Regions from separate parts of the Mus musculus genome. Here regions 1, 2, 3, 4 and 6 are each linked to region 5. Evidence: chromatin loops called from intact Hi-C (ENCODE). Cell type or tissue: heart. All regions are shown on one strand. Links, peaks and the distances in the headings refer to the core of each region. The heading gives the core; the rest is flanking DNA.

Region 1 (5,266 bases), core at 540-4,539, 440 kb before region 5:
CACACACACACACACACACACACAGGTCTGTTTCCATGATCACAGGACTGTTCACAGAATGACCAGGTAAGTGACATAAAGCCAGACCCTGAGCCCTGCAAGGGCTGGAGTTGATGGCTAAGGTCAGTTATGGGGGAATTAATGGAGCCCAGATGGTGAACCCAATAAAACTCATTAAGGCTCAGGTGTTTTCTTACTCGTCAGGACTGTGGGGAACTCCAAGCCTGTAACGGATGTAACAGTACTGGTCTTCACCAAAAGGTGACTCAGAAGGTGCCTGTTGCTAAGCCTGACAACCTAAGTTCAACACCCAGGACCCACACGGTCGAAGAAAAGAATGGACTGCCAGGGTTATCCTCTGCCCTCCACACTTGTACTTTGGCATGAGCTCTCATACACGCACACACACCTACATACACACACATACACAACTACACATGTACACATGTACACACAAGTAAATAAATGTTAAATTAAAAACAGAAACGCTAGCCTTGGGACCCTGACTCTGCCATTGGTATTAGAAGTGAGACTGGCTTCTCACATGGGCTGTGTTCTCCTTGGACCTTTCTGTCCCTTTATTCCCTTCTAATTTAACCTTAACAACTGATTAAACTCTTTGTGGGTATATTTAAACACTTAATATAAAGTCAGGACTTTCATTTATATATTAGGCATACTAAAATAAAATAAGCCTGATTAGAAATACCCAGACATGTTGGGCATAGTGGCACATGCCCTTAATCCCAGCACTTGGCAGGCAGAGGCCAGCCAATCTCTGAGAATTCAGCGTCAGCTTGGGCTACATAGTGAGTTGCAGGACAGTCAGAGCTACATAGTGAGGGTCTGTCTTGAAAAAGAAGAAGAAAGGGGGGGAAGGAGGAGGAGAATGAGAAAAGAAATATCTAGACCTGTTGCTTAAAATAAAATAGACATTATTGGCAATAGCCACCTTAGGCAAGGTGGCATCTGCCTTCAATCTCAGCACCTGGGGGGCAGAGACAGGTGAAATTCTGTAAGTGGATGCTAGCCTGGCCTACACAATGAGTCCCAACCACAGCTATATAATCCCCAAAAGAAAGGAAGAAAAGGGAGGGAGAGAGAGATAGAGAGACAGCGAGAAGTAGAGAGAGATAGACAGAGAGACAGAGACTACCTGAATGTATATAAGACAGAGGGAAACCAATTTTCGAAAGCCAAATGTAGGAAGAGCCCAAAGCCCAGTGGCAAATGACATCTGAAGCTATTGGCTACCCTGGAAGCATCTGGAGTTATCTGGAACCTATAGTCACTGGCTTTAAGTCCCACAGAAGAGAGAAGTTGGGATCAGTGGAGGCAGTCTAGAAAGAACTTGCTATGGGTGGTGGTTTGGATGAGAAGTTTCTCCCATAGCTTTATGTGTTAGAATACTTGGGCGTCAGCTGGTGGTGCCATTTGGGAAAGTTGCAGAACCTTTAAGAGGCCGGTCACTGGAGGCGGGCTTACAGCCTGCTGTCTACTTTGTGTTTGCAGTTGAAGATGTGATCTCTCAGCTCTGTGCTCCAGCCGCCATCCTGCTGCTTGCTTCAGTGCTTCTCATCACGATGGACCCTCTCCTTCTGGAACCGTGAGTCGATCCCATCCTTTATAAGTGGGTGTGGTCGTGGTGTTTCTTCACAGCACTAGGAAAGTTACTGATAAACTCTGAAAGCAGGAGGAGCGGGGTTCAGTCCCCGGCAACTGCATGAAAAGCTGGGTTTGGGGGTCTTGAGAGCAGTGATTAAAAGCTGGCTGCTCTTGCAAATAACCCAGTTCAGTTCCCAGCATAGGGGTATCAGGCAGCTCACAACTCCAGTTCCAGGAGATCTAGTGCCCTCTCTGGCTTCCACAGAAACATGTATGTATGTGGTATACACATAAGGTCATGAAACTACACACACACACACACACACACACACACACACACAATTAAATAGATATAACTTTTAAAGTGTTTTAAAGGCTTTACTTTTTAAAAAGTCAGATGTGGTGACATGCACATGCAATCTCATTGTCTGATGTGGCAGCCCACCTATCTATCCCACAGCTCAGAAGACGAAGACAAGATCCCCAGAGCAAGCTGGAGAGTTCGATGTGCTGAATTGGCAAACTCTGGGACCGTGAAGGACCCTGCCTCATATGTAAAGTGAAGAACCATCAAGGAAGATATCTAACCTCAACCTCTGCTTGCTACTGACACAGGCTGACAAGTACCTGCAAACACACGTACACAAGCAAACGTGGAACACAGACACACATACACACACACACATCATACACTCATAGAGAGATGCATAAGAAATCCACATCAACCGTAACACCACCATGTGTGTTGTCTTAACAGATGCTCTTGGTACTGTGTAGGAGAAGCAACTGTGGAAATTCCTACAGCTTTCCTTTTGTCCTCTTACACATAGAACTTGTCTTGCCAGCAGGTGGCAGTAGATGGCCAGAAATGAGGTAGGTGCAAGGAGATTTCAGTTTTGAGAGGTGAGTCTCCCAGGGTAACTGTTCACTTGGATCTCTGCAGCAGCCTGACGGTTTGATACTCTCGACTTTGTTACTCTTGTAACAAAGTAACAATATGCCGTTGGTGGGCACAGAGGCATCATCAGGGTTTGTCCTGTCTGACCTAGGAGTAGGGTTGATCACAAAATGAGACCTTAGGAGCAGATGTTTCCTGCTCATCTCTGTGGTTCCAGATCATCACTGGGAAAGGGAGGGTGCCTCGTGGGGCAGATGGCTTCCATGTGTTCACCACCTGGAAACAGGGGAAGCAGCTGTAGTATTAATGAGGTCTGGGGGTGGGGTGATGGACTCCCGAGGGAGTCAGCTTGGGGCTGGGTGGTGCAAACCTGTAGCCCTCAGCCTTCAGATCCATCCAATGAGATTTTAATGTTGTCAGTATTATTAATTACTATTGTGTACATGATGTGTGTGTGAGGAGGGTGGGGGTTGTATGCCGTGGTAGTAGGTGGGTATGCACATGTGTACAGACAGATCAGAGGACAGCTTGTGTAGCTTGCTCTCCCAAATCACTTTTACAGGCTGAGACATCTCTCTGGCGCTCTATCCAATATTTCTAAATTCCCTGAAAATTATACAGATTTATAATAGATTGCATTATGACATTCTCATACAAATATGGACTGAATTTCACATCAATTAAGAAAATCAAGAGACACGCCCCCCTCCCCAACGCTCCCACAGGCCAACCAGATCTACACAATCTCTCGCTGATATGTTCTTCCCAGGGGGACTCTAGGTTGTGCCAACTAAACTAAACCACCATACAGACAAACTTGTGGGCATTCCACAGAGAATATCCAGACCAGGTAAGAGGCAGGAGAATACTCTGCATGTCAGTGGTACTGTCAGGTGGACTGATGCGCCTGGTCAGGTGTACAGGAGGAAGTCAGCTTAGCATCATCTCCTTCTGCTTCCCGACGCTGGCTGCAGTGTGACCAGCCACTTCCTTTCCATGGCCGACTGCATCTGTGTACTGGGAGCCAGAAGAAACCTTTTATCCTTTAAGTTGCCTTTGTCAGGTTCCTGTCACAGAAACCAGTTCAGTGACCTTCAGGACCAACTTCCTGTTGCCACCCTCCCACCAGGAACTAGAGAACACTGGGACCTCATGCAACGTCTCCCAGAACCCCTGGCTCATGAGCAGCTGTGGACACTTCTGAAAGTTCCTATTCCCATTACAGGGGCTGGCTGGGAGTCTTTCTGGAAAGCTCCTGGAGAATCTTGATGTTGAGTAGATGTTCGGGTAAGCGCTCTCTGGGGAGAAGACAAAGGGAGAAAGGGATTCTCAGCCCAGGGAGACTGACATCCACACTATAAAACAGGGCGAGGAGAGAAGTCTCGGTGAGCCCAGAAGGCAAGAGGATTCACTGGCTGTATGTTGGCAGTCATTCTCCTGCTTCAGTCCTTGGTTCTTTTGGCTGTCACCTGCCACACTTCTCTATTACATCATCTCCTAGTCTGAGAGGAGACCCAGCAAGCCTTGCTCCAAGGACTCTGTGAATCACTGTGGTCAGCTCGATTGCCTGGGGCCTTTTGTTCCTCTCCTAAAGTTGATGCTTAGAGTCAGCAGAGCCACGGCCACTTCTCCATGTCCTAATAATCCTCAGACCTGTGACTTTACAGTAAAGTAATAATAGCTGCTGTCTCCAATCTGACATCATGGCAAAAGGACATTGGTAACAATGACAACATCACATGCAAAAACCATACAGTTGACTTAAAGACAAACAGCCAAGAGACAACTCAGTAGTGAGCCCTGTGAACTCTTGCCACAGTCTGAGTACAGCTCTCAGACTCAACAGAGACACTTCCTTGTATAGTAGATGATAGTTAACAGGCACCCACACTGGTTAAAGTGCAGAGACTAAGTGTTAGCGGAGTGCTCTACCACAAACAGGACTTCTCTGTCACAGCTCTATCCCCCAAGTTTCAGGGACCATCACTAAAGAAGGGACAGAAAGATTATTACATAGAGCCATTCCAGTAGGAATGGGGTGAAGTAGTGTCTTCTGGACACGACAGGACCACTACACTTAAGAACTCCCAGCAGCTGTGGCTACCTGTGTAAGACCTACCTAAGACCAAGCCAGTCAGCATTCCATCATGGACAGGGAGGGGCTCGGGAGCCCCAGGCCTTAGCTGAGGAGCAATTGACAGTTGATGGCTTTGAGAAGATAAAGACAGTTTGCTTTAAAGGTGTGGCCCCTGGAATGTTGACCATGCTCCAGTGAATTAGTCCACGGGGAGCACAAATTCAAGGAGGAAGAGGAAGAAGAGGAGGAGGAGGAGGAGGAGGAGGAGGAGGAGGAGGAGGAGGAGGAGTGATGGCTCAAAGCTGGAGGGGATGAGGGGGTGGATCTGGGAGGAGTTAGCTGAAGAAGGATGAATATGATCAAAATAAATTGTATGCATGTATGAAACCCTCAATAACAAAATATTACATTTTAGAAAACAAAAACCCTGTGATCTGAGTATAGAGTTCCCGTGGTAGAGTGCTGCCTAGCATGTATGTGGCCCTAGGTTCAATCCCAGCATTGTTTAAACCAAGTGTGATGCTGCACACCTGCAGTCCTAGTACACAGCAGGTGGGGGCAGGAGGGTTTCAAGGTCATCATCAAGTACACAGCAAGTTCAAGGTTAGCCTGGGCTCCGTGGGAACATACACACATATGCATCTTGTCGGAAAAGGAAGAGTTTGGCCAGGGACCCTAAACCAGGT
Region 2 (5,266 bases), core at 662-4,661, 150 kb before region 5:
AGGTAGAGGGCAAACATAAAGCAGCTAATTGGAAATACAAATAGCTACTGTGTCATTCCTGTGGACAGGCTGTGCAAAAGAATTGCTAGTTGTCTTAGTTTGGGTTTCCAGTGCTGTGAGCAGACACCATGACCTAGGCAACTCTTAAAAAGGACAACAATGAATTGGGGCTGGCTTATAGGTTCAGGGGTTCAGTGCATTATCATCATGGCAGGAAGCATGGCAACATCCAGGCAGATGTGGCACTGGAGGAGGTGAGAGTTCTACATCTTGTTCCGATGGCAAACAGGAGAATACTGTTTTCCAGGCAGCTAGGAGGAGGGTCTCAAAGCCCACTCGTAAGTGACACACTTCCTCCAACAAGGCCACAGCTAATAGTGCCATTCCCTGGCCCCAGCATATTCAAAACCGCACTAGTATTTCTGATATATATACCAAGAATGCGGAAATGAGGCCGCTTGGTTGTTGTACAACAGTAATTGGTATAAAGAACAAGGTCTTAGGGTGTACAAGTATGACCCTGTAGGTTACCACTGGGCATCTAAAGCCAATGCAGCAAAGGCGGTTAAACAGAGTCCACCAGCTTCTTTGCAAAACACAAATGAAGCGATCCGGCACTGCATTACACACCTGTCTACTATCCTGTCAAATGACTTCAAAGCATTAGAAACAGAAGCTGGAGTAATAACATAAAATCCTCCATTCTGCATTCTTCCAGAAGTAGAGCCTGATATCTGGTGGCTTTAGCGGAGAAAGACAAACACTGTCATTAGTGTACTGAGTCCACGGTGCTCCCTATAACACTACAGAGGCCCCTGGGTGAAAAGGGAACCTCTCCTTCTCCTCCTAAAACTAGAGACATTAAAGCCCCATATAAATAAAACAGTGCTTTGGGGGAAAAATGTCAATGCATATTCCAATAATTTGAAATAGTTTTTTTATCATAAGTATGAATTTATTTTCACATAGTATTCATTTTATGGTAGAAGTAAGTCAGCCAGCCAGCCAGCCTACAGGTGGTCAGCCAATCATGCTGGGCACCAGCTCCATCTAGGCACAGTGCTAAGGGCCCTAAACATCATTTCACTATTCTGCAAATCTTCCTGGGGTGTTTCGTTCCTCAGATAAGAACAGCAAGCAGGCACTGCCAAGAATTGGCTTGCACCAGGTTGCAAAACTAAAGAATGACAGAAGACATACAGGAAGAGTACCCACTTCAGTTACCGGCTAGCTGCTACTGACACTGGCTATACTTGTGATTGGGGACCATGCACACTCACACCCTGGTCACCTCGGAGCAGCACTCATCACATCCTAACACTGTCCACACGCTGGTACAATTCAGATCAGGAACCTGAATGACACAGGCCACTGGAAAGACACTATTTTACAGTCAGCTGAGGTAAGGCCTCTGTTTATGAGCCAGGCCACTGGGCATGATGGTGCACGCCTTTGATCCCAGCACTTGGGAAACAGAGGCAAGAGGGATCTCTGTGAGTTCAAAGCCAACCTGGTCTATATATCAAGTTCCAAGACAGTGCTACACAATGACAATGGGTGGAGGGGGGATGATTTAGAAATTGAGCATGGATAGATTGTACCTATTGGCTAAACACTAAAACCACTGTTCTGTGCAAGAAGTCAAACAGAAAAGCCAAATGTCCATGAGAGCAAAACCATACACAGACAGAAAGTAGGTTTCCAGGGCTTATGAGTATGTGTGCTAATTGACATGGGTTTTGTTTGTTTTGTTTTTTTTTTGGAAGTAATAAAATATCACAAAACTAAACAGCAGGATGAGTGTATACTTTTTGATATTTAAAAAAAACCAAAATGCATACTTTTAAAAGTATAAATGTGCACCCAGACACAAGTACGGCCTTATAAGCATGTAACCACACACTCAGACATGAAAGTGAAGTTTCAGATAGTGAGTTGAATGTAGTTTTAACATATGATGACATCTAAGAAAATTAAATGCAAAAGCTGTTTGTAATTAAAAAGAAACAAGTAAGAACTACTTCAATTTAATAAGGGTATTTTTAAAGGGTTGATTTTGGTTTTGGTTTTGCTTTTTGGTATGTATGTGTGTAGGCAAGACAGAGAGAGAGAAACAGAGACACAAAGGGGGAGGGAGGGAGAGAGAAGCAGGCTGACAAAGAGAGATAAGGAACATAAAGTGATAAAGTGGTGGAGATAGAGAGATAAGTGGTGGGTTCCCTGCGGTCTCTGTACACTACACTCATGCAGTGCCTTCAAGAGCCAGAAGAGGTCATTAGACTCCCTGGAATTGCAGTCACCAATAGTGTGAGCTGCCACGTGGGTTCAAAGAATGGACTCTGGTTCTTCAGGCAAAGCGGCCAGTGCTCTTCCCCTTAGCCATCGCTCCAGCCTCCAATAAAGCTTTTCTGGTTTTGTTCTGTTAACTCATAATCAACTACTAACACTGTGTCAGTGGTGAAAGAGCCAAGACGGGAGCCAACGCTGTCAACCTTGTTTACACTACTCCACATAGTAAGCCAAGGAGAGGAAGACAAAAGGAAGACAGATGTGAAAGAAGCAAGTGTTCCCATGTGCAGATGGCTTGACTGCCTATGGTGACAATCCCACAGAAGCTACGAAAGCCCTAAAACTAATACGTACATTTACTTCAGTCACTGATGAAAGAGGGGCTTACAGACTTACAATGAGTAGAACACCAAAAACGTGCAGCCCAGGGCAGCTCAGAGAGTTTTCACCCTGAGAGTTACGGAGGCAGAGGTTAGAGGTGGGAGCGTGCTTTACTGCACAGCCCTTGCATGTCTGTACACCAGCTCAGAGTTCAACAACTCTAGCAAGAAGATGACCATGCAGCTTGGTTTTGGAGGGTTGGTAGTCTGATTGTAGACTATTGGTGAGTGCCTGAGCTCTCAAAACTACTGTAAAGGAGTTACTTAGGTTAGGACTCCAAAATGTTTAAAGATTGCCTCCATGGTACTGTTCCCTTTTAAACAGTTTAGTTTTAATAACTTTAAATACATATAAATATATTTATGCTCTGCCCAAGTTGTGCGTGCGTGCGTGTGTGTGTGTGTGTGTGTGTGTGTGTGTGTGTGTGTGTGTGTGTGTCTAGGTTTGGATACAAAGTTTCTTCCCCAAAGCTTGTGTGTTGAACATTTGGTAAGTGAGATGGGGCTTTGAAGAAATGACTATTATTGAAGGCTTTAACTCCATAAATGAATGAATCCGCTGGTAGATCCACAATGTGATGGCATTGTTGGAGGTGGTAGCAATGTCAAACACAGCAAATGTAGTGGAGGCTTCAGGAGAGTTTCAGCTAAGCGGTCCTCATCATTTACCGCTTCTACCATAGATTCCCGAAACAACTGTTCTCATGCTCAAACCTACTCCTAAGCCCACATATATTGCAGACACAGACACGCTGTGCTAATCAGCTTTTTATTGTTCTAAAAAAAAGTGGTTTGTTTGTTTTTAAGACAGGATCTCACTGTACCATAAACTAGACTGGAAACCACGTTGTAGCCCAGGCTGACCTCATATTCACAGCAGTCCTCCTGCCTCAGTCCCTCAAGTGAGAGAATAACAAGAAGTGCTACCTGCAAGAGTTTAAAGGAGGAGTCTTGGTTTAACCCTGGATTCAGAGAGTAATGCACAGCTGGGTGGCTAACCTGACCTGACCTGTGAGCCAAAGAATGCATCATGGCAGGGAGGTCACAGTGAGGTAAGATGGCAGCAAAGAGGCAGAGAGGGGGTCAGGACGAGGCGAGGGACAAGGTGCAGCTTTTCTAGGCACATGCCCCAGTGACCTATTTCCTTCAGTCAGACCCAGTCTACTACTTACTACCACCGCCCAACAATAGCACCAAATTATGAATCTTCGAATGGATCAATTCATTCAAGAAGTTGGAGTTATGAAGATCAAACCATTTCCTCAAAGCCCCACCTCTGAACACCTGCCGACACACTGCCTTACAGGGCACATGCATCACTTCATATCCACACAAGACAAACATACACAATTGGGGGAGGAAATATTTTAGTAAGTTTGGAGACAGTATTTACATACGGGCATGGAGAATTAAATGTTGCCGCCAGGCATCTGGAGCCGCCCAGCTTTGGCACTTCTGATTTTTAAATTATACTTCACATATTCTGTAAAACCCATGGAGGATATTTATATATAGTCTCTTCTAGGTAAGACTCCAATCATGGACTCTGTCTTACAGTAACTATTCTCTTCTGCCACAATTACTGTTTCTTTTGTTGTTGTTTTTAAGATTCATATTTATTTATTTATATGTATGTTTGTATGCCTGAATATCTGTAGATAGGTACATACAGTTATCTGAGGAGACCAGAAGAGCGCATCAGATCTCCTGGAACGGAGACAGGGGCAGTGTGAGCATCAGATGGAGGTGCTCGAACTGACCGCAGGTCCTCTGCCAGCACCTGCACTTACCTCCTGAGCTCCCTCCCTCTCTCCAGCCCCAATGACTATTGCTTCTTACCCTGAACTTTCTTGGTGCTGATCATTTTCCCACTGAAGAAGCAACACAAACTAACCTGAATATACACATGGAAGGAGAAGCTTGTCTTTAGCACTAACTGGATGCCTCTGCCCCAGACACCCCTGTACCCACTGGAGACTACTAGGGCAGGACTCAGATGCCATGGCTTTGGTCCCAGTCCTACTGATGGCAGAATCTTGGAGATGATATAAAAGTATACATACAAGTATAGGGTTTGAGCAACACACATTATACAATTACAGGAAAATGGGCTCTAAGAAAATGTAGGGGTAAGGAGTTCTATTGTCAATAGCTGAATTATGTTGTTACTCATTTTCCTTCACTAATATGGTTTATTTTTATAATTATATGAAAAGGAAATGAGTGAGATGGGGACGCATGCTTATAATCCCAGCATTCAGAAGAGAGGCAGGGGTCAGCAGTTCAAAGTCACTCTGGGCTATGTAGTAAGTACAAGGCCATCCTAAGCTACATCATTAGAACCAAGACAAAACAACACACCTTCAAGGAGAAAATCATTTAGGTCTCCAAGTAGTCTATAAAAACTACATTGTCCAAATACAAGGTCTTTAGGATTATCAATGGAAGGATGGTAAGTACACAGCAGGAGGTGAGTCAAAACCTGGAATCAATTGTCTGCTCTGCCCTGATACATAGAAATCTTCTTTTATAACCTCAAGCTTTTCAAAATGTGAAGGTGGGCTCTATGACCCTTTGTTTGTTTGTTTGTTTGTTTT
Region 3 (5,266 bases), core at 823-4,822, 67 kb before region 5:
CCAACTGCCACATGTCTGCTATGTACGGCACATGTACACCACACACAGAGATGCATATATAAGCAAATAAATGTAAAAAAAAAATTTAAACTTAAAGACTGGGATGTAGCTCATTGACAAAGAACCTATCCAGTACACACAAGACCCCGGGGTCAATTCCTAGCACTGTAAATAAGTAAACAATTAATTAAAGCTTTAAAGATTTAAGACAGCTACTGCTCTGGTTTGCCTTTTGTTGTGACAAATACCATGACCAAAAGCAACTTACAGGGGGGAGGGTAATACTTGGCTTACACTTCCAGGTCACAATCCATTATTGAAGTCAAGGCAAGAGCAAAAGCAGGAACTCCCAGCAGAATCCAAGACAACTGCTGCTTACCGGCTTGCTCTCTGACTCACTCAGCTAGCTTTCTCTTCTTTCTTTATATATATATTCGAAACTTTATTTTAAAAAATAGACCTCACTGTTTTAAAGTTTGAAAAGGCTCTTTGTAAAATCATATCACCCCCCCAAAAAAAGTAATAAACATATACAGAAGTGCAAACTCATTTTAAAACATTGAAATAGTAAAAGCTATATCCATAGGCATTCATTCATCCAACTTTTAAGGGTGGTGCAGTTGATATCAAGGCTGCCTTAATCACCCAAATTTACAACCTCATTTCTCCACTTAGACCAGAAAAAAAAAAAACAGTCCAACAAAGGAACAAGTGTTCCCAACCAACATCAGAGTTAGATCCCCAAAGTCTACACTTGAGATGATGCTGGATCTCCTCTCATCCACTATTTCCCCCACATGAACTTCTACCATCCTCTACTTTCATGGGGAAGTGAAGGGGTGAATCTAGATATTCTTCACACAGAGCATGATATTGGGACATATAACCTCTGACATTTAAAATCACTGGTTCACATGGGATTGAACTTTCAGTGATAAGAGTTTCATGGGAGAAAATGTGTCCCGAATCCGTAAGAGGTAAGAGAGTAATTAAATTCAAAGAAGTCAGGCAGGAAATCTGCTCACAGAGCAGCCTGTCCCTAGCTACAACTCATAAAGCAGGGATAGCATCTTGCCAGGTAAGATGTTCCTCTAATTTTGACATGGAGCCAGAATTCAGAAGCCTACAAACAAATTTTCATTAGCATAAGTTGGCACACAAAACACAAGGAGTCCTCATAGCAAGACAGAGAGTTTCAAGGCTTCAGATAAAAAAAAAAAAAAAAAAAAAAAGCAGAAGAAAACAGAAAACAGACTGCCTCAGCTAGCTTTCTTATACAGGCAGGACTGCCTAGGGAGAGTACTGCCCACAGTGGGCTGAGCACTTCCACCTCAACCGCCAAGAAAGACAAGCTTTTACAGACATGGCCACGGGCCAATCTAATCTGGGAAATTCCCAGGTCACAGCTCCCTCTTCTCAGGTTGAAAGGAGGTTGTATCACATTGACAATAAAAACTAACACAGTTACATGTTGCCCATAATAAACAGTGACTTACAGAAACTGAAATTTTGAGTTTTACTGCTACAAGGGTGCAATTAGTCAACTTTACAAAGATGAATGAACAAACAGCTCATTAAAATTTAAGTCTTTCTTAGCAAGTAAAAAAGATAAACAATACTCAGTTCTCTGGGGCGCTGTGTTATTTTCCCTATCTCTACGTCGCTGCATCAATGTTGCCATTCTCGCTCCTACTCCATGAATAAGAAACCGGACCATTCGGTTTAGGATCCCTCATAACAAGAGTTCTATATATGTCATGAATAACAATAAAATTATCATCTCTAAGGCCAGAATTGATACTAGCCTGTGGCACCTGAATCTGGTACAAGGTAGATGCAAAGGCATCGCTCCTGACCCTTCCACATCACTATCTCCCAAAGGACTGGAGCGTCCAAAGCGCTCATTGCCACATCACAAATTAAAGTATCAGGTTTAAAGAACTCACAGGTTCCACCATTAGGTCAGTGTTTCATGAACGGATCCCGGCACAGAAATCCATCCGGATGCGACACACATGCTTTAAGGCTCCAACTAATTGTTCTTTTAATTTAAGAAATAAACACAGTTATTTTTAAAATCTAGATATATTATGTAATGAGATTGACTTTGGAAAACCCCACACTCATCCAAGCAACTCATAAAATGGAAAGCAAGATTCAATCCGCTCCATTGTATCCAACCAGACCAACGTGCAAGATCACACACTCATCTTCGTCAGAGCGGCTCTGCCAATACCGAAGAACAACAAAGGCAAGTTGGAGAGGCTGCACAGGCTTAACTCAGCGCTTGTCCGCTCTTCCCTGCTTCGCAAAGATCCTATATGAGGGGCCCTCCTGGGACAAGGGGACCTTCCGCACCCCGCTGGGCCCCGGCTGCTCCGCTTTTGTCTGGCCCAGGCTGGGGGCACCGGCCGCCCGGCCTGCCTCCCCGACAACCCCTTCTTCCCTCTGAATCTTTCTCCACACCCATCACTCGCCGATGATTAGTTGTAGTGAGGTTTTCTCTCCTGGAGCCCCTTCCCGCTCAGTGTAATCTCGGTTCCTTTCAAAGAGATCCCGGGGCTGCTTTGGCGTCTCCCAAGCCGGCCAGGGGAGACTCCGGGTCAGGAAGGGGCCCCGGGGTGGGGTCTGAAAGAGACAGTCACACAAAGCCAGGCTTGACCCCACAGTCGCCCCACCTCCCCTCTGCAAAGCAGCCTACAATCAGAACTGAAGCCGGAGGCCGCGCGTCCTGGGTCCTCACCCAGATCCCATCCCAGGGCCGCCCCCTCCCCCAAAAGTGCACCCCAGAGCGGCTGACAGCACTGGACACCGTCCCCACCCGGACCCTGCGCCCGCCGCCGCTCGGAAAAGAAGCAGGGCCCTCCAGTGGACTCCATTCTGAGCATTCTTCGTCTTAAACCCGGTACTTACAGTTCTATTATTCACTACTGTTGCGGCTGCGGACCGGACAGCCACCGCCTTCTCCTCCACCCCAATGAGGTTAAGCGCTTGGTGCGGGGATTAAAAAAAAAAAAAAAAAAAATGAAAAACCAAAATGCGCCTGCGCAGAGAGGTCTCCCTGTGTCCTCTTACCGCCACCGGCCGGGCTGAACCATAGAGACTGTAATCTCAGCCCAGAGAGGTGGCTTCCTCTCTATGGTAACGCCCAGCGCTGGGGCCCGCATGAAGTTTCAGGTCCCGCCGCCTTTGCCTTTGACCCGAATGGCGACCCGTAGCATAAAGGTGCTTTAATAAAAAAAGGTGACCAAGGAGAATTTAAGGAATGTTTAGAGCCTTTAAAGGAGAGGAAGCAAAACTCGAGCAAGACTAGGAGAAGGCTGTGCGATAAAAGAGCTAGAGAGGAGTCAGGAGCGCTTCCAGCCGGAACTTCCTTTGATTGTCGAGGTGTTTGATACTTGAATTAAACAATCTTTCACTTCTGGGTTACGGGTGCCCGCTATTTACCGGGCGACTTCAGTGAAAGAAATTGGCCCCCGCGACTTCCCGTAGCTGACAGCGCGTTGGGCTTGTCCTGAATATGCGTACAAGCGCTGCTACCGGAAGCCCAGGTTTTAAACCGTTCTTCGCGCTTTAGCGAGCCAGGGCGCGAGGTGGAGGCTGCTGAGATTGGTGTGAGAGTGTGCCAGTTTCTTTTCTAAGTTCCTTCACAACAACGTCGCCTCGCGTCCCGCGTGGCCTTCAGGTTATATCTGAGGTTTTTGGGCTATGCAGATTGCAGCGCTACTTTCAAGGAGCCTAAGGACGCCCTGTTTTGTCCTTCTACGCCCGTGTGCTACCCAACAGTTTGGATTTGAGAGCTTTTGTGTTGCAGTTGTACACTGGTGAAAATCACTTTTAAAGTGTCGGATTGGCTTCCTCTGTCAAGACTGGGTGTTTATGGGGACTCTTTTGTGCGGGAATGTGTATGTATTGGGAGATGTGTGATAACGCCGTCAGATCTTCCGGACTTGGAAAGGCAAGCCAAAACAATAAAGCCAATCACAGACCTGTGTGGTGCAGAAAAGGTATAGGATTCACATGCAGGACGGGACTCGTGATTGAATATAGAAAAAGTAACATCTTTAAGATGTAAATGCAAGCAAGTTTACTAACCGTGGGTGGAAAACCCTGAAGCGCGTTCTAGAAAGAAATACCGCCGGGTCAAGGGCCGAGCGGAAGTGGGTGGTATGCTGGGAGAACAATGTGTGGAGAGTAGTCAACTGGAAAGGAAAAGAGAAACCCAAGAAAAGTTTGATAAGTTCAATGGGAAGGAATTTGTGCATATTAACAAAAGAAACGTTGTAGCTGGTTTTTATTGTACAGTTCAGTGCACTTACATTGTTAAGTAGCCACTCTTCTGCTTTCTTTTTGTCATACAAAAAATGCACCTGTTAATTTGTAATTCCTCTTTACCTTTAGCTCTGATTACCACCATTCTGCTTTCTATGGATTAAAATACTGAGAGTATTTTGAAAGTGGAGTCATATAGTCTTGGTCTTTTTATTTTTTTTAAGATTTATTTATTCATTATATGTAAGTACACTGTAGCTGTCTCAGACACACCAAAATAGGGCATCAGGTCTCATTATGGATGGTTGTGAGCCACCATGTGGTTGCTAGGAATTGAACTCAGGACCTCTGGAAGAGCAGTCAGTGCTCTTAACCGCTGAACCATCTCTCCAGCCCAGTCTTGGTGTTTTTATAACTGGTTCATTTCACATAGTCTAATAGACTCCAGAGCTGTCAGTGCATGTTGTAGCATGTGTCCAGAGTGCCCTCTTTAAAGCTGAATAATGTGTCAGTACATGCATTCACCACCCTGGCTACTTTCGTCATTTGCTATTCTACACAATGTTGTGAACATGGATATCGGTCTGTCTTTAGGATTCTACTTTTAGGGACACAGGAGATGACTCAAGATGACTGAATAAAGGCACAAGCTGACAAGCCTGGTTACCTGAATTCTGTTCTCCACAATGGAAGGGGAGAACAAGTTATCTGCTCACTTCCACATGGCCATTATGGCCCATAAGCTCAATAAATACTCAACACAAACATAAATAATGAACAAATGAGTGAATGATTTTTTTAAAAGGTCACGTTTAATAGAAAAGTTGGAAACAAAATGAAGATAGCCACACTTGATTCATATTGTTACTCATACCTTTACTAGAGATGGTTACATAGTAAAAAAGAAAAAGAAAAAAAAAAAGAATGTTTGGTATTGTTTGCAAAGCAGTGGAGGAATAGGACCTCACTTGCTAATCAACTGCTCTAAGAGGGA
Region 4 (5,266 bases), core at 464-4,463, 140 kb before region 5:
AGAGGATCTAATGCCCTCTTCAGGCCTCCAAGGAACCAAGCACACACGAGGCACACAGATGTACATGCAGGCAAAACTCCCAAATGTAATAAACAAACAAACAAAAAATAGTGGCCTTAAAAAATACCCTACTATTGTACTCCTACTCAAGAGGACTGAAAATTTATACTTCTGCATTGACTTGTATACATGTCCATAGCAATTGTACTCCTAGGAGGCCCAAACTTGAAGTCACCCATATTGTCTTCAATGGATAAATGGCTAGATAAACTGGGCTACATCTATAGTAAATATTCTATACTGTATAGTCAATCTATATACTAAACTGAAGATTCTAAACGGAAGGATTCTACTCAGCATTGAAACATGAGTTTCATACAGTGGCATACAGTGCTGCCTCTAGGGAATTTAACTATGTGGAAATCTAAATGGCAACCCTGAAAAGATCACAGGGTTGATTCCACTTGAGAAGCCACAAAAGCATGGAGACAGAGACCAAACTGGTGGTTGCCACAGACTATAAAGTGTACATACAAAAGGGTAGTGGGCAGGAATCTTTCTGTCTCTGCCTCTCTCTGTCTCTCTATCTCTGTCTCTCTCTCTCTCTCTCTCTCTCACACACACACACACACACACACACACACACACACACACACACACACAGACTCTGTGTACAGCTGTGGCAATGTGGGCAAGCTCTGTAGACAACAATAGCAATTTCTACAGGGTACAGAGTCTTACCACTGCCCAGGTGGAGGGAGAGGAACTATGTCCCAGTTCATGTCTTACAACTACCTGTAGATTTAATTACTTCAGGATAAAAGGGGGGGGGGGTGTTTTGTTTTATTTTGTTTTTAGCTTTAGCCAAGGGGCTAGAAATGTGATTCAAATTTTAGAGTGCTTCCCCAGACACATGGTGGCCTATGCCAGTAATCTCAGCTGTTAAGGGGTGGAGGCAGGAGGATCAGGAGTTCAGGAAGTACTCGGTTATAAAAGGAGTCTAAGATAGAAGTGCTACATGAGACCCTACCTTTTATGTAAGGAAGGAAAGAAAGAAGGAAGGGGAGAAGAGAGGGAGGGAAAGAGAAGGAAGGGAGGGAGTTAGGGGCGGGCAAGCTCTAGTTAAGCAGAGTTACAGGTGTACCCCAGACTTACGCATTGAGTGTTGCAATAAGGCAGAGGCAGATGCCCTCTCTTGTGCGGAAGTTCTTGTGTTTGAAGCCTCCGAGCATTCTGTCCCACACATACTGTAGGCGACAAGGGACAGGTGAGAGGGAAAGGATTCTGCAACTCTTCACAGTAAGACAGGAGTCATCAAAACAAGAGCTCTTGGCAGGAACCAAACTGGTCCCATACCCACCCACCCCCAGGCTCCTCTCATAATCACATTGACATTAGACAAGGTACAACTTTATTAAACACACCCAGTTAAAGTGTGAAAAGCATATGTACTTATGTAACATCACTGGGTTCTCCCAACTGCCCTAAAGAGGTATAACCGCCCCATTTTATGACTGAGAATAGTTCAGCCCAAAGCATAGTGGGTACACACACTGCTTTCTGTCTCCTCACTGAGGCTCACTCCAGGACTTGTTTTATCTCCCTGGGGAAACTGCTGTTGGCTGCCCCAGCTGCAACCCCTAACAATGGTCAGTGTGACCCTAAAAGACAGGGCTGGATCCATCCATTCTAGCAAGCCCAGCTAACTATCATATAGGAAGCACAGCCCTAGCCAGGCCTACTGGCTCCTCCGATACCACTAGCTGCCTCTTTCCAGAAAAATGGAGAGCCAGTCATGTAAATAAGCTAAAGGGCCTAATAGAGTAATCAAACAGTCAACACTCCAACTCACTAATTTATTCAAATGAAACAGTCTATTAGTTATGTATTTAGATCTCTCATATGAGGAAGGGCTGTGGGACATAAGAATGGTCATCTCTGTACTAGCTGGTTTTATGTCAAGTTGACACAAGCTAGAGTCATTAGAGAGGAAGGAGCCTCAATGAGGGAACATCTTCATGAAATCCAGTTCTAAGGCATTTTCTCAATTAGAGATCAATGGGGGAGGACCCCGGCATATTGAGGGTGGTGCCATCCTTGGGCTGGTAGTCCTGGGTTCTATAAGAAAGCAAGCCATGGGAAGCAAGGCAGTATGAAGTACCCCTCCATTCCCTCCGCATCAGCTCCTGCCTCCAGGGTTCCTGCCCTGCTTGAGTTCCTGTCCTGACTTCCTTCAATGATGAACAGTGCTGTGGAAGCATAAACTACTGAACAAAGCCTTTCCTCCCCAACTAGCCTTCTGCTCGGTGTTTGTTGAAGCAATAGAGACTAAAACAACCTCTAACCCATTAGCTTAAGAGAAACTAAGCCCAGAGAGTCGCACACACGGTTTGTGAAGACAGTCCCACTTCGCTTGGCCTACCTGGGGATTAGCAGCTTGATCCATGATCTTTAGCAGCAGGGTTTGGTCTTGCTCCCTCACGGAGTCTTTAGCATCTCCCAGTCTGTCTATTAGACTTGGCAACACTGGAAACCAAAATGGAAATGGAGTAAATGAGAATACATCTTGAGATCTGAGGTCACCCGCCGCTCATCTGCAGTTTGCTGGCCTAAGGTAGCTATTCCAAAGCTAGGGATGGGTGAGGACTGTGTCTATAATCTCTGCACTCGGGTCGTGGAGGAAGGAGAATCAGGAGTTCAAGGTCATCCTTTGCAGGCAATGTTGAAGACCAGCCAGTGGCACCCAGTGTGGGAGGGAGAGAGGGACCTTACGGTAGGAGGGCTCCCACAGCCCCAAAGTCCCCTGCAGCTGGGAGAGTGAGCCATTCTCATCAGGGGGTATGCATAAGGACTCACCTTATAAACATCCCTCAGCTACGCTTCTGCATGCAACCCTAGTGAGACTCGGTAGGTCATGGGAGGGGAAAGACAGGAATGTAGAAGGAGCTAAGTGGAGAAAGAAGGTATCAAGCAGGAGTGAGAGGGAAATAGAGGCAACTGTAAGAGTGGAGGTGTGGTTGAAATACACTGTAGGGAATGCCATGCTTGAAATGACATATGCAATGGAAACATTAAGCAACAGACCAGCATGCTTCAGTGGCATTGGGTACATTTTACTTATAGCATACAAAAGACACACAGCACACCCACACACTGAAGCATGGGCCAGCCCACCCATGTCTATTCCAACCCCGTTAGGCCTCTGGTGAGAATCCATGAGTCCTGAGCTAATGTAGGGGGGAAATGGAAAATGGTTCAAACATCAGATTCCTAACAGTAAGTTTCAGGATCCCACCATCCTTCTCAGTGAGCGCACTGACTGCAAAGCTACAGAAAAAGAAAAGGACAGACAGACACTGGTAATGAACACTAGTGGAGAATTCCAGCTGACACTGTGGCTCAGTGGTTATTGCTTGCTGGCATACAGAGGACATAGATTCTATTCACCCACTGCGCACACAAAAGGGAATCAAGAAAAGAGAATAGAGAAATTTGCTACTGAAACAGTTGTATAAACAGAATTGCTTAGTGTTTACATCGCCACCATGAAACACACTGATTTAGAGACATCTAAACGGTGGAAAAATCCAACTGGCTCCTTTTTTGTAGGACTTTTCAAAGAAAACTGAGTCTCCGAGGAGGTTGAGAGGACAATGCGTACTGGCTGGCATCAAGCTGATGTCTAAACTGGCATAAAAATCCTCAATTGGCAATATTATAATAATTCGGGTTTAGAGGGGAAGGTACCAGTTTAGGGGCGGTGAGGCCACGATGTGGGGTGAGTCCAGGGTGGGACGGAAGGATGAGAGCCTGCTATGCTAGCTAAGGCTCACCTGTGCCGATTTGCGCCTTGAACCGGTCCTGCAGCCTAGTCACCAGTGCCGACAGGATGTCCATGCCCAAGAGAACCACCTGCAACGCAAAGAAGCACAGCGTCAGCGGTGCAGTGGGATGGCGCTGACATAGCTGGTCCCCGCGGGCGCCCAGCGACTGGGAAGACTGAGCTGGCTGGTCAGGAAAGGGTACTCGGCACGGAAAAACCCGCTACCGTTTGGAAGAAAAACTCGCCGAAGCGGAACTCCACTGAAGCAGCACGACCTAGAGGAGCCTACTGCGGCCCCGCCCTCTCCTTGAGTTGCGTATGCAAATTTACCAGGTCGCACCCTCCCCCCAAATTGCTAACTCTAAGCCTCCCTCCGGCCCCGCCCAGAAAGGCGTGTATGCAAATTTTCAGACTTGTGACGCGCGGCCTTCTGGGTAAAGACAAGCAGGCTTCAGAAAGCCCCTTGGGAGTTTCAGAAAAACAGAAAGGGTATTCGACGTGGGAAGCAGCAGTCGAAGAAAATACTGTACACCGGGCAGGTTGGGGTAGGCCTCCTGCGGTGGTCACCGCAACCAAACCCGGACTTAGAGCTTTCTGGCTGCCGGGCGCGCGTGGTTGCAAGCAACCATCCTTTTCTTGGGGTTGCGCTACTGTCCAATGAACGCGTAGTGAGGGCAGTACTGCTAACGCCTGACAACACACCTGCATCGGTTAGAGCTCTGCTTTACCTTGGTGCAATTTTTGGAAAAAACCACAAAACCTCTCTTCCTTACCTAAACATTTAAAGATTAAAGTAGCCGCGTGTGTACTGTTGCCCTCCTCGCAGTTCCTTTATTGTATGCTAGAGGGCAGCCGGACAGTAATTACTGGAGACCAGCTTTCTCACCGCTGCCCTAAGACTGTGATACACTAAGAAGCGCTCCCTTTGGAAAATGTTGTAATACAGATAAAGGGTTCCGTATTTGGGTTTTCATCCAGCTTACAAGTAAATCTATATACTAATTCAAACACCAAGCCAGCACTGGGAGGAATTAGATACTTGAAAGTGTATAATTCTTTTGAGGCGCAGAGTCTATGTAGCCCTTAGCATGTAGCCCCTGCTGGCCTCAAACTTGTAGCTCCCGACTGCTAAAATTAAAGGCATGTACCACTTCCCGGGGCCCTTTTTTCTCCCAACTTTTAAAATAGTTCTATTTATGAGCATTTTCTTTAAAACAAAGCAAAAAAAAAAAAAAAAAAAAAACCAAAAAAACAAAAACAAACAAAGGTCTTACTTTTGAGCCACAGGATTTAAGTTTCCTTAGTTTGGCTTCCTTCCAAAGAGCACAGTAGGAATGGGAGGTAATTTTACAGTACAGAAACCTGACAAACTATTACCTCAGCCAGGTGACCAAGGTCAGCTTAAACAATGCTAAGTCATGCTGGTGATGTAAGCTTGGTATA
Region 5 (5,266 bases), core at 424-4,423:
AGGTGAGCCAACTCCAAGTATGAAGTCTCAGTGCTGTTCCGCAAGGCGCTCCACCACCTTGTCTGTGCACAGGCCGAGGCCGGAGCGCGCACAGTACCTTCTACTCTCTCAAGACAGGACTTTCTCTTGAGCTGGTCGCTTGCTCTTTTGGCTTAACTGGCTGGCAACAAGTTCTACAATCAGTGGCTCCAGCTTCCAATATTGGGGTCACACCTGGCCTTTCACTTGGTGCTTGAAGAAGGGGTGTGTGTGCACGTGTTCCACTTCATGTTTATGGCACAAGCGCTCGGACCTCTGGGCATTTCCCAGGGTGTCTCTGTCATTGGCCTGGAGCTGAGCTCGGCTGGCTGGTTAGCAAGCCTTACGTTCCCAGCACTGAGATCACATGCGCATATGACCGTTCCTGGCTTCTGTAGGTTGACAGTTATAGACTGAGCTATCTCCACAGCCTCATGATTTCCCGCTTTTTATTGAGATAGAAATCCACACTATGAAACCGTGACTGGCCTCAAACTCTGCCTGTCCCTGTCTCCTGAGTGCTGGGACTAAAGGCAGGCCACTACACCAAGCTTACTTTCTTGTGATTCCACTGCAATTTGTAAAATCACTTTACTTATATTTACTTTATTTAGAGACAAGCTCTCTCTATGTAGCTGTGGGTATCTCCGAACTCATGATGTAAACTAGGCTGGCTTTAAACCGATTCACCTGCCTCTGCTTCCTGAGTGCTGGATTTAAGGGGGGTGCCACCATGCCTGGCTTGTGAAAAGTTCCCGAGCAGGAACTTTGTAGGTAACAACGCTGTGCCTATGAATACAAAGGATGACATACAATTGACAAGCAAAATATACATAGTTGAATTCAGGAACAGAATCTTACCCGCTTACTTCTAGACAATCTGAATCTGCTAATGTCGCCAAACTGGGCACAGTAGTTATAGATGTGGCTTTCAGAAAGTGTTGAAGGTAGGTGGCCCAGATAAACTACTCCACGGTTAAGTTTTTCTTTCTTCTTTTGCTGAGGCTAAAACAGATAAACATTTTAAAAATACAAACTCATACTACACCAAAACGTTTGTGCGTATACACATTTTTCTGAGCCGGATCTCACTATGGAGCCTTGGCTGGCCCAAAACTCACTACGTAGACCTGGCTGGCCTCTAACTGCTGAATGCTAAGATTAAAGTCCTATATCACCATGCCCTGCAAAGGTCTTTATTTTTCAACGAAAGTATGTTACCATTCCATAACCTCAGAGTAAATTAATTCTAATGTCTTTTTCTTTTTTTTGAGACAGAGTTTCTTTGGGTAGCCCCAGCTGTCCTGGAGCTAGCTTTGTAGACCAGGCTAGGCTCAAACTCACACAGATCCACCTGCCCCTGCTTCCTGAGTGCTAAGATTAAAGGTGTGTGTCCCCGCCACCCAGCTTCCTAAAGTCCTTTCAGAGGCTAGGTGGAGATCTGCCTGCCTCTGCCTCTCCAACACTAGGATTGAAGGTAAAAGTCACCTTGCCTGGCCTGCAACAAATTTTCAACACCATTCTTTCCCCTTGGTCCAGGAACAAACTCATAACTCTATCAGGGCAGAAACTGAAAAACTCCGTGTTTGGTATCTCTCTTCCCTTAAGCACTTGCTGAGCAAGGCTGAGGCCTGAGTTCAATCACACAGAGCCACAGACTCTGCAAGAGACAGACTCCCACACACGCACGCACCATGATGCACACCAAGGCACACATATGTCCACACCCACCTGTCCCTACAAAACAGTCAGCACAACATGTGTTCAAGAGCTAAATGGACAAGCAAGTAACAGTCTGTCATGTTCAGAGTAACACTGTGAAACCAAGACCTTCAACTCCGAATGCAGTTGGCAGTTTATTACACCGAATCTTAACTGTTTCCGGTTGTTAACCTTCATGGTGCAGACTCTCCTTCTCTATCACCATACTATGACCCCAGAGAACAAGAACTTGTTTCCTGTCAGGTAGGGTACCGGGTGACCTATAGTGTATTCATGAAGTGGATATAGGGGGTTCAAGACCTCGACTGCACAGCAAATGTGAGGTGAGCTTGGGCTACAATAAACCCTATACTGACACTGTAACAAAAGCGACCCTCCCAAAAGACCCCCAGGACAACAACAATAAAAAAAGAAAAGCTGTCGTTCTCTCCAATGCACTCCATGGTGCAAACCAAAGGGACTATAAACTTCCGTTAGGGACATTGCATACAAACTGAACTCGACAGGTTGACAGGTTGAAGCCCTATTCTGAATTCTGACCCTGAGCTGTATTCTGACTCTCGATCCTCCCAGGACGTGGGCTTCGGGACGTCTACTCCGTCTTCTAAGCACTACAAACTAAGGGGACATAACACACCTTCCGAATGCTGCGGTAGACCATGAACCCTCATTTTGCAGGTCAAAGCGGAAGCGTGGCAGCTTTAACACATTCTGAGATCTGGGGGTGCCATGCTCCCACACGTGGTACCCCTCCTCCTTCACCTCACACCGATTCCTGACCTGCCTCGGTCCCCTGATTGGAACCATCGTCTCCCAGCCCGTGAGAGGTTGGCTCCCGAGCCAGCCCGGCCGCCCCGCGCCGCTCACCTTCTTCGTGCGCCCTTGGATCTGCGTCAGAGCCTTCTCAAACTGCGAGTCTTCCTGCGGGTTCAATGCCAGACTCGGCTTCGCGGGGCCTGCTAACCCAGCCATGCTGGAGAACCCGAACAAGTCAATCCACGCGGAGCCTTCGGAAGTGACGTTTCCTTCGCGTCTCGGAAGCGGAAGTAGAGGCGGAAGTGTAGCAAAAGAGCAGGCCCCGGTGTCTAGAATTGAGGCAGCTCGAGCGCCACCTACTGGCCACAAACTAAAAACATTTAAAATCGGATTAAGGCTCCGTTGGTGAAGCGCTTGTTCTCAGTCCTAGGTTTGAAACCCAGTGCCTCATAAAATGTGACTGGAGCCACGCCCCCTGCCCCCATCTGTAATCCCAACACTTGGGAGGTAGAGGCAGGAGGATCAGGAGTTCAGCGCCATTCTCATAAACATAGTTCGAAGACAGCCTGGGCTCCATGGACTCAAAAACAAATTTAAAGTCTCAAACATTAGCCATGCCCGTTGCCTGTTCATGCCAACGTGCAACAGGAAAAGCCTTCCCCTCTGTGGGCTCCTTTTGTAAACTTTGTAAACGCTCAAGCAGGAAAGTGGCCAGGCCCCTGCCTGAGGAGATCCAGTGGCCAACCTCCCCAGTCCCCCCACCCCCGCATGTTTTCCAACGTCCCTAATGGTTTTCTAACCATCCAAAAGTGGGAGAGTGGCCAGACCCTGCCCTACAAGAAAAAAATTCCACCAGTCCCCGAGGTCTCTCAAGTTCAGGACTTGAAATTCCACCAGTCCTCATCATGGAAGTCTCCACAGCATAATCCAACACCTATTTATATTTTTGATATTATACACCTGTGTCTGTGAGTGGGTATGTGTTCAGGAATTCAGATGACCATAGAGAATAATGGTGTCGGATCTCCTGAACTTGGAGTTCAGGCTGTTGAGAGATGTCCAATGTACTGGGAACTGAACTCAAGTCCTCTGGAAGAGCAGAAAATACTTTTAACTGTGAGCTATTTGTCTAGTCCCCATTTATTTTATTTTTATGCGATGAGTGTTTTGCCTGTATATGTACCCTATATGTGCAGTGCCTGCAGTGGCCAGAAGAGGGCATCAGAACACTGGAACTGGAATTAAGGACTGTGAGCTCTTGACCACAGAGCCATCTCTTGAGTTCCCTAGTAAGTTTCTTTAGGTAACACAATAGGAATTTTGAGAAAACAAAAGGAGAAGCTTGTAAGAGTTTCTTATGTTGAAACAGTTGTCTTTTCTCCATTTGTTTATTTACTTATAGATTAATTGATTGACAGGTTGATTGATTTTGTGTGTAGTGTATGCCTGTCAGTGAGTATGGGTGTGTGCACCCTTGTGCTGCATCGCATGTGTCTAGGTCAAAGGACTACTTGCTGTAGTTCTTTCCTTCCACGGTATGGGTTTTGGGGACTCAGGCTTAGTGGCAAGTGCCTTTACTTGTTGAGCCACCTTACTGACCCGGTCTGAAGATTATTTTAAGCAAAATATTTTTGAGACTCAGTGGATAAAAAAAGAAGCCCTTTATCTAAGAGAGCAACTTCTGGGGAGATGGGGCTTCCTTAAGCCCCTTTGGGGAATGTTATGACATAAGGAACACTGGAAGAGGGGCTGGAGGTGCAGGCTCAGCACAGAGCTTACCTGCCTTTTATGAAGCTCTGGCTTCTACTTCCAACTCTGAGTAAACCAACATCTAGGCAGCCAGCGATACATGAGACCCTCCCTGTCCCTACAAAAGGAGGAAGGCAATCAATGGCAAGATGGGTCTGAGGGTAAAGGCTATGGAGGTTAGGCTGAAGGCCTGAACTGGACCATAGAACCCAAATGGTAGAAGGTGAGGACCAACTCCAGCAGGCTGTCCTCTGGGGATGTCCTAGTTTTCTTTCTGTTGCTATGATAAGACAAACCAAAACCAACCTGGGGGAGAAGCAAGATTTTGTTCCTTATAGGTTAAAATCCATCATCGAGAGAAACCAAGGCAAGAACTGAAGTAGAAACCATGCAGGACCACTGCTTATTGGCTTGTTCCCAGGCTCACACTCAACCACTTTTCTTATATAACTCAGGCCATCTGTCAAAGGATGTTGGCATCCACGGTGGACTGAGCTCTCCTACGTCAGCCACCAATCAAGAAAATGCCCCAAAAGACACATCCCCAGGCCAATCTGATGGAGGCAACTCCTTAATTGAAGCTCCCTCTTCCTGAGTGTATCAGTTACCTTCCTGTGGCTGTGATAAAACACCTTGATCAATGGAAATTATGGGGAAAGGAGTTTACTTTGGTATATAGCTCCGGAGGAAGAGTCCATGATAGCAGAGAAGTCATGGCAGCAAATGGTAGCAGGAAGCATGGGCAGGCAGCCAAGAGAGTTGAGAGAGCCCATCTTCTGTAAACACAAAGCTTCTACTTCCCAAGTTCTGGCATGCACAATTCACCCAGCACCTTAGTTACTTTTCTAATAGTGTGGTGACACATCACCAGCAAGGCAACTTATAGAAGGAAGAATCTATTTAGAACTTACATTTCAGAGAGTGAGTCCATGACACTCATGGTAGGGGGTATGGCAGCAGGCAGCAGGCAGCAGGCAGCAGGCAGCAGGCAGCAGGCAGCAGGCAGCAGGCAGCAGGCAGC
Region 6 (5,266 bases), core at 493-4,492, 180 kb before region 5:
CTTCATCTTCTGTTCTAGTCCATCACCACTGCCTCTTTTGTAACCTGACAAACTTACTCTACGTAACATCTTTCCTACTCTTCCACAGACATCAAAGGGGACCAAGACTTCGGTTCCTGTTGTAATTTACAGGGCCCTCACATTTTCTAATCTGTACCTTAGATCCTGTATAGTCTTGAGAGTTTCAGTTTCCACAATGAGAGGTAAAGATTCTGCATGCAATGATGTAAAGATGTCTGGACAGGAGTCCCCAAAAGTCCACTGTGTGAAAAGGACAGGAGCCTGGGTGGTGCAACTAACAGGTCACTGCAGAGATAATTCTAGAAGGCTTGTTATGAAAGCCTGAGCTGACCCACCCTGTTCTCTCTCTGCTGGTCTGACAGGAGTTGCCGGCTGTTCCAGGGCCGTTTTTCCAGCACCGTGAAGTAACATGGAAAAGGCGTGGTTCCCAGGCTTGCTCCATATACACTGTATTCTGGGCTTCCAAAGTTATGAGCTAAATGAATCTTTTCACTTTATAGAGTTAGCTGCCACAGGCATTTCACCGCTGTAACATAAAGCTGTCTTGTATAGATATATGTGAAAAAGAAAGACTGAAGACTATTTCTCTCTTGATTTTAAAAAAATTTACTTTTTAAATCTATTTTTCCTCCTGTGTGCCTCCGTGTGTGTTATATGTGTGTGGCACATTTGTAGGTACCTGAAGGTGCTGGAAGAGAGCGTGATTACACCCGGCAGCTGGGGTTACAGACAGTTGTGAGCATCTCAATATGAATGTTAAGAATCAAATTCAGTCCTCTTGAAGGCTTTAAACCACTAAGCCATTTATCGAAGCACTACGCTGATTTTAACAGCAGCACAGACCCACACTCACCTGCACTACAGGTACATCATCAAAGGCTTTAATAAAATCCTCTTCATCCACAGCACCAGCGCCTTCTTTTGCAGCTGTTAAAAAAAAAAAAAAAAAGCTTTTAAAACAAAGATAATGTGAACTGAACACTGTATACAACATCTACTACAGAATTATGAATATACAAAACTGAAATTGTATTTTGGATCACTTAAAACTTAATAAAACAAAAAATAGGTTTAAATATACCCCCAGTAGCAGGAAATGTGCTCACATGACAGCAGCAAAGGCACATGGGCAGTCACGGGCTATGGTGTGCAATCAGCCCTCCTTTTGCTTTGGCATATGATTAGAGCACTGTGAGCCTATAAACTCACAGCATCTAAAAAGCATCTACAGCAATCAGGACTATGGTGTTAAAGAAGAAAGGATCAGGACAGGCCTGAAGACTGGCCCAGAGGAGACTCCTGGAAGGGCTCGGGGTAAGGGCTGGGCAGCAAAGCAGTCATGGGATTGTGCAGGAACTGCCTTCCCTCCCTGTTTATGGAATTGCCATCACTCGAGGGAAGACTGAGAAAAGACAAATACATTACAGGGATATCGGTGGGGCAGGTGAGATACCTCAGCCTGACGATCTGAATTTGCTCCCTGAGACGCACATCATGGAAACAAAGAACTGCCTCCCCAAGTTGTCCTCTGACTTCCATAAGCAGGTCAGGTATACATGTGTGCATATGCAAGACACACATACACACACACACTGTCTTGATACATGCTACAATGGAGGTGAATGAAACACTGAAAATATTCCCCTTGAAAAGCTGAAGAAATGGCTCAGAGGTTAAAAGAACTTGCTGCTCTTACAGAGAACTCAGACTGGCTTACAGTCATCTACAACTCCAGTTCCAGGGACTTGTGCTGCAGGAACCAGATATACACATAGTCAGTCACACACACACACACACACACACACACACACAGGCAAACATTCATTTACATAAAATAAAAGTAAATAAACCTTTAAAAATAGTGAAGCTTGTGTTAAGTAAACAAACTCAACAACAAAAAATTAACAGCACTCGAAAATATTCGGAAGAATGACAAACATAAGCATAGTGACACAGGCCTTCCTGTGGCCCACAGGGCTCAGTGCAGACTGGCAGGGCTGGAGAGGGCAGTGGCTCCTTGTGAATCTAGTCAAGACACTGTAATTCCAGGACAGACCACCAGGGAGCAGCACTCCTAAGGCCTTCTGTCACCCAGAAGTGACTACCCAGAGGCAGAGCACTGTCACCACTGTGGGATTCTACCCACCTCCCTATCCTCAACCCCGAGGCACAACATCACCAGTGAGCGCGGTTTTAAAGCAAGTGGGTACATGATGTTTTAGAGGGAAAGAGTAAGAAACTGGAGTGTAAACTTAAATGTGACAGCAAAAGGCATGGTCAGAGGTATAGATAGCCAGTCAATCTGTCTAAGACGAGGAGTGACTGGGAGAAGGTCTCTAAGGACTGACTGTCATCACCAGGCTTGTGCATTGAGTGCCTTTACCTGCTGAGCCATCTCACTTGGTCTTCTTGTGTTTATTTACCCAACACTCACACTGATCTTCACAAGGAAAAATGCTACCGGTGTGAACAAATCTTATCTTCAAGATTCCAATCTGGCTCTGGTCTTAACCGATGTGGTAAAAAGCCCAGTGGTGGCCAAGGCAAGGCTGGATCCAGATGACCAGACAGGGTTTGATTCACCGTGGGGCTGTGCTTTCCTCTGCCTGTACTGACTGAGTGATGCCGGGGAGTACCGGGCATCTTAAGCCAGGATTGCCAGCTCATCAGCATCAACAGAAAAGTGGCAGGCCAATCCAAGACTGCAAGCGAGAGTGCACACACGGGGACACAGTAGGCGAGTACTCTTGATGATGACCCCAGAACACCATATAGGATGTGCTCTTACCTGAAGACTTAGATCCAAGACTGGATGACATGAGCCTACGGGTGGTCCCCAGGTTAACATTCCTCCGGGAACTTGATGGGGCCTTGGATGATGAGGAGCTGGCAGAAGAAGGCCTGTTGCCATCCACAGAATCTTCATCATCAAAATTTTTTTCTGAAAAGGAAGCACAGAAGCCACGGTTTGAAAGCGGTAAGTTTTTACCTATACAGAACAACCATCAGTCTTGAAAATACTTACATCTGGAAGTAAGGTCCTGGCCAAGCTTACAATGCAGTTACTAAGACTGTTCTTACCTTAGATAATCGGAATGCTCTCCCACTGTGTGTGTGTGTGTGTGTGTGTGTGTATGTGTGTGTGTATGTGTGTGTGTGTGTGAGTGTGTGTGAGTGTGTGTGTGTGTGTGAGTGTGTGTGAGTGTGTGTGTGTGAGTGTGTGTGAGTGTGTGTGTGTGTGTGTGAGTGTGTGTGTGTGTGTGTGTATGTGTGTGTGAGTGTGTGTGAGTGTGTGTGTGTGAGTGTGTGTGAGTGTGTGTGTGTGTGTGTGTGTGTGTGTGTGTGTGTGTGAGAGAGAGAGAGAGAGAGAGAGAGAATATGAATATGTAAGTACACATAAGGACATCTCAGGTATCTGTCCTCACCCCCCACCTTGTTTGATAGGGGTGTTCTATGGCTGGTCCGTGAACTTCAGGGACCTTTCCTGTTTCTGGCCCCCACCTCCATACAGGAGTGCTGGGATCACAGATGCCCATGTTGTCAGTCCAGATTTCATGTGAGTTCTGGACTCTGAAATCAAGTCATCACACTTGTACCACTAGGTCTTTTTTTTTTTTTAACTTACTGAGTCTCCTTAGCCCCATTTTTTTCAGTCTCCTCCCCAAACAGGGCCTTGCTCTACAGCCCTGGCTGGCCTCAAACTCGTGATCCTGAGAGCTAGGATCACCATGTGTCCCTCTGTACATGGTGCAATGCTAGGATCACCATGTGTCCCTCTGTACAAAGTGCAATGCACTTTACAAAAAAATACCTGAACAATGCAACTTCTTGAAATATTTCAACTTTTCCCATTGTGGTAGAGTATTTTTCATAAAGCTACTTATAATAGTTGTAAGGTACTTTGTGAGTGGAAATTCCCCACTGAGACACCCACTGTCAGGTAGTTTAGCTGTGCAATATCTCACTATCAGAAACAGGGTTGTAAACTGGCCAGATGGCTTGGTGGGTAGAGCCGCTCACCTCCAAGCCTAACGACCTGAGATGGATCCCCCAGAACCCATATCACAAACAGAGAGAACTAACCCCCACTAATTCACAGAAGCACCTTGGCACCCCTACATGTGAGCATGTATGCACACATACACACAAAATAATAAGTAAACAAACAAACAAATAAATGCAAAAAAAAATTAAAAGAAATAGGACTGCAACAAACACCTTCCAATAACTAGTTTGCCAATTTTAAGTTAAGTAATGCCAACAAGCAACATTACTGGGTCAATCAGCATGAAAATGCTTACTAAAGTACTAAGTTTATCTTCTGAAAAGCCATATAAATGTCTACTTTCCTGGAGATTCAAGTGCCTATCTTGCTCCACACCTCTGCTGACACTGAATTAAATTATCACTTACAAACATGTCAATTAGACAGACTGGCAAAAAGTATGTTTTCTAGGCTTCATCTCCTTTAATGAAGCTGATTTTTTTTTTAAATTTATACTATGCATGTTTAAACTTTCAAGCCAGCAAGGCTCAATATCTTCTCTGTTGCATTCAAAATTTAAAAGAAAAAAAAAACCCATTATCTATGGTTTTTAAAATTCAACCTACTTATCAACAGTTTAAATTTATGTGATTGTTGTTATTTTTGTGTGTGTGTGACTGTGCATGTGTCATGGTGCATATGTGGTCAGAGGACAGCTTTGGAAATAGTTCTCTGTTCCACTGTGGACTGGGGATGAACTCGGGGTGCTAGGCTTGTGCAGAAAGCATTTTACCACTGAGCAATCCTCCAACTCTACTGTAAACATTTTAATGATGCAAAATTAAAGCTTATGTATCAAAATTCCAGGGACTCATGTAGCAAGTGTGAGTCATTTAGGATGCTAAAATCACCTTGGAGTAAATAAAAATAAAAAGGAAATCTAACATCAGGTAGCAGTGATTTCCAAAAAGCATAAAATATACTTGGACCAGATGTCATCTAAAAAGTTCAAGTGTAAGAACTACACAATCAAACGACAAAAGCTGCAGGGACTGGAGAAACTGCTTAGCGGGGAGGAGGGCTTGCAGCACCCACAGCTGGTTGCTCACAGCAGTCGGTAACTATAGCTCCAGGGCATCTGATGCCAGCAGACTGGAGAACTTAAACACATAACAGCAAAAGAAAAAAAGAAGGGAGGGAAGGAGGGAAGGAGGGAGGGAGAGAGGGAGGGGAAGAGAGAGAGAGAGAGAGAGAGAGAGA

What was found. Peaks named below come from ENCODE experiments on the same cell type or tissue, not always from the same donor. Only the 100,000 strongest peaks of a DNase experiment are listed, where the experiment ranks them.
Region 1: it touches region 5 in a loop (6-fold over the local background); 22 of 42 quality-filtered maps call a loop at or near these places.
Region 2: it touches region 5 in a loop (6-fold over the local background); 30 of 42 quality-filtered maps call a loop at or near these places.
Region 3: it touches region 5 in a loop (3-fold over the local background); 17 of 42 quality-filtered maps call a loop at or near these places.
Region 4: a loop joins it to region 5, with 6 times the contacts of the local background. A loop is called at or near these places in 30 of 42 quality-filtered maps.
Region 6: a loop joins it to region 5, with 5 times the contacts of the local background. A loop is called at or near these places in 15 of 42 quality-filtered maps.

What each region holds. Positions count from the first base shown.
Region 1 is chr1:118,756,955-118,762,220 of GRCm38, reverse strand. No RefSeq gene overlaps it. Among named protein-coding and RNA genes, the nearest start is that of Tfcp2l1, 130 kb to the right of the region's middle. In heart, for the core only: a CTCF peak has its summit at 2,439 (motif pointing right); no DNase peak of the experiment used is centred there.
Region 2 is chr1:118,474,096-118,479,361 of GRCm38, reverse strand. The region is part of intron 8 of Clasp1 (CLIP associating protein 1); the gene reads right to left. Among named protein-coding and RNA genes, the nearest start is that of 2900060B14Rik, 17 kb to the right of the region's middle. In heart, for the core only: a CTCF peak has its summit at 2,262 (motif pointing right); no DNase peak of the experiment used is centred there.
Region 3 is chr1:118,387,169-118,392,434 of GRCm38, reverse strand. It overlaps Clasp1 (CLIP associating protein 1), which reads right to left and starts at 3,377. Exons shown (of 43, transcript NM_001359328.1): 1 at 2,914-3,377. In heart, for the core only: no CTCF peak of the experiment used is centred there; DNase peaks (open chromatin) are centred at 3,114, 3,474 and 4,124; H3K4me3 peaks cover 3,571 bases; H3K27ac peaks cover 2,886 bases.
Region 4 is chr1:118,458,447-118,463,712 of GRCm38, reverse strand. It overlaps Clasp1 (CLIP associating protein 1), which reads right to left. Exons shown (of 43, transcript NM_001359328.1): 3 at 3,834-3,912; 4 at 2,423-2,526; 5 at 1,156-1,247. 2900060B14Rik (RIKEN cDNA 2900060B14 gene) reads left to right here and starts at 4,448. Exons shown (of 1, transcript NR_027901.1): 1 at 4,448-5,044. In heart, for the core only: no CTCF peak of the experiment used is centred there; a DNase peak (open chromatin) is centred at 4,162; H3K4me3 peaks cover 960 bases; H3K27ac peaks cover 782 bases.
Region 5 is chr1:118,319,339-118,324,604 of GRCm38, reverse strand. Nifk (nucleolar protein interacting with the FHA domain of MKI67) reads right to left here and starts at 2,762. Exons shown (of 7, transcript NM_026472.4): 1 at 2,608-2,762; 2 at 880-1,023. The coding sequence starts at 2,712. In heart, for the core only: CTCF peaks have their summits at 2,857 (motif pointing left) and 3,710 (motif pointing right); a DNase peak (open chromatin) is centred at 2,774; H3K4me3 peaks cover 2,302 bases; H3K27ac peaks cover 1,373 bases.
Region 6 is chr1:118,495,330-118,500,595 of GRCm38, reverse strand. Clasp1 (CLIP associating protein 1) reads right to left here. Exons shown (of 43, transcript NM_001359328.1): 9 at 2,810-2,962; 10 at 875-948. Among named protein-coding and RNA genes, the nearest start is that of 2900060B14Rik, 39 kb to the right of the region's middle. In heart, for the core only: a CTCF peak has its summit at 2,074 (motif pointing right); a DNase peak (open chromatin) is centred at 2,075.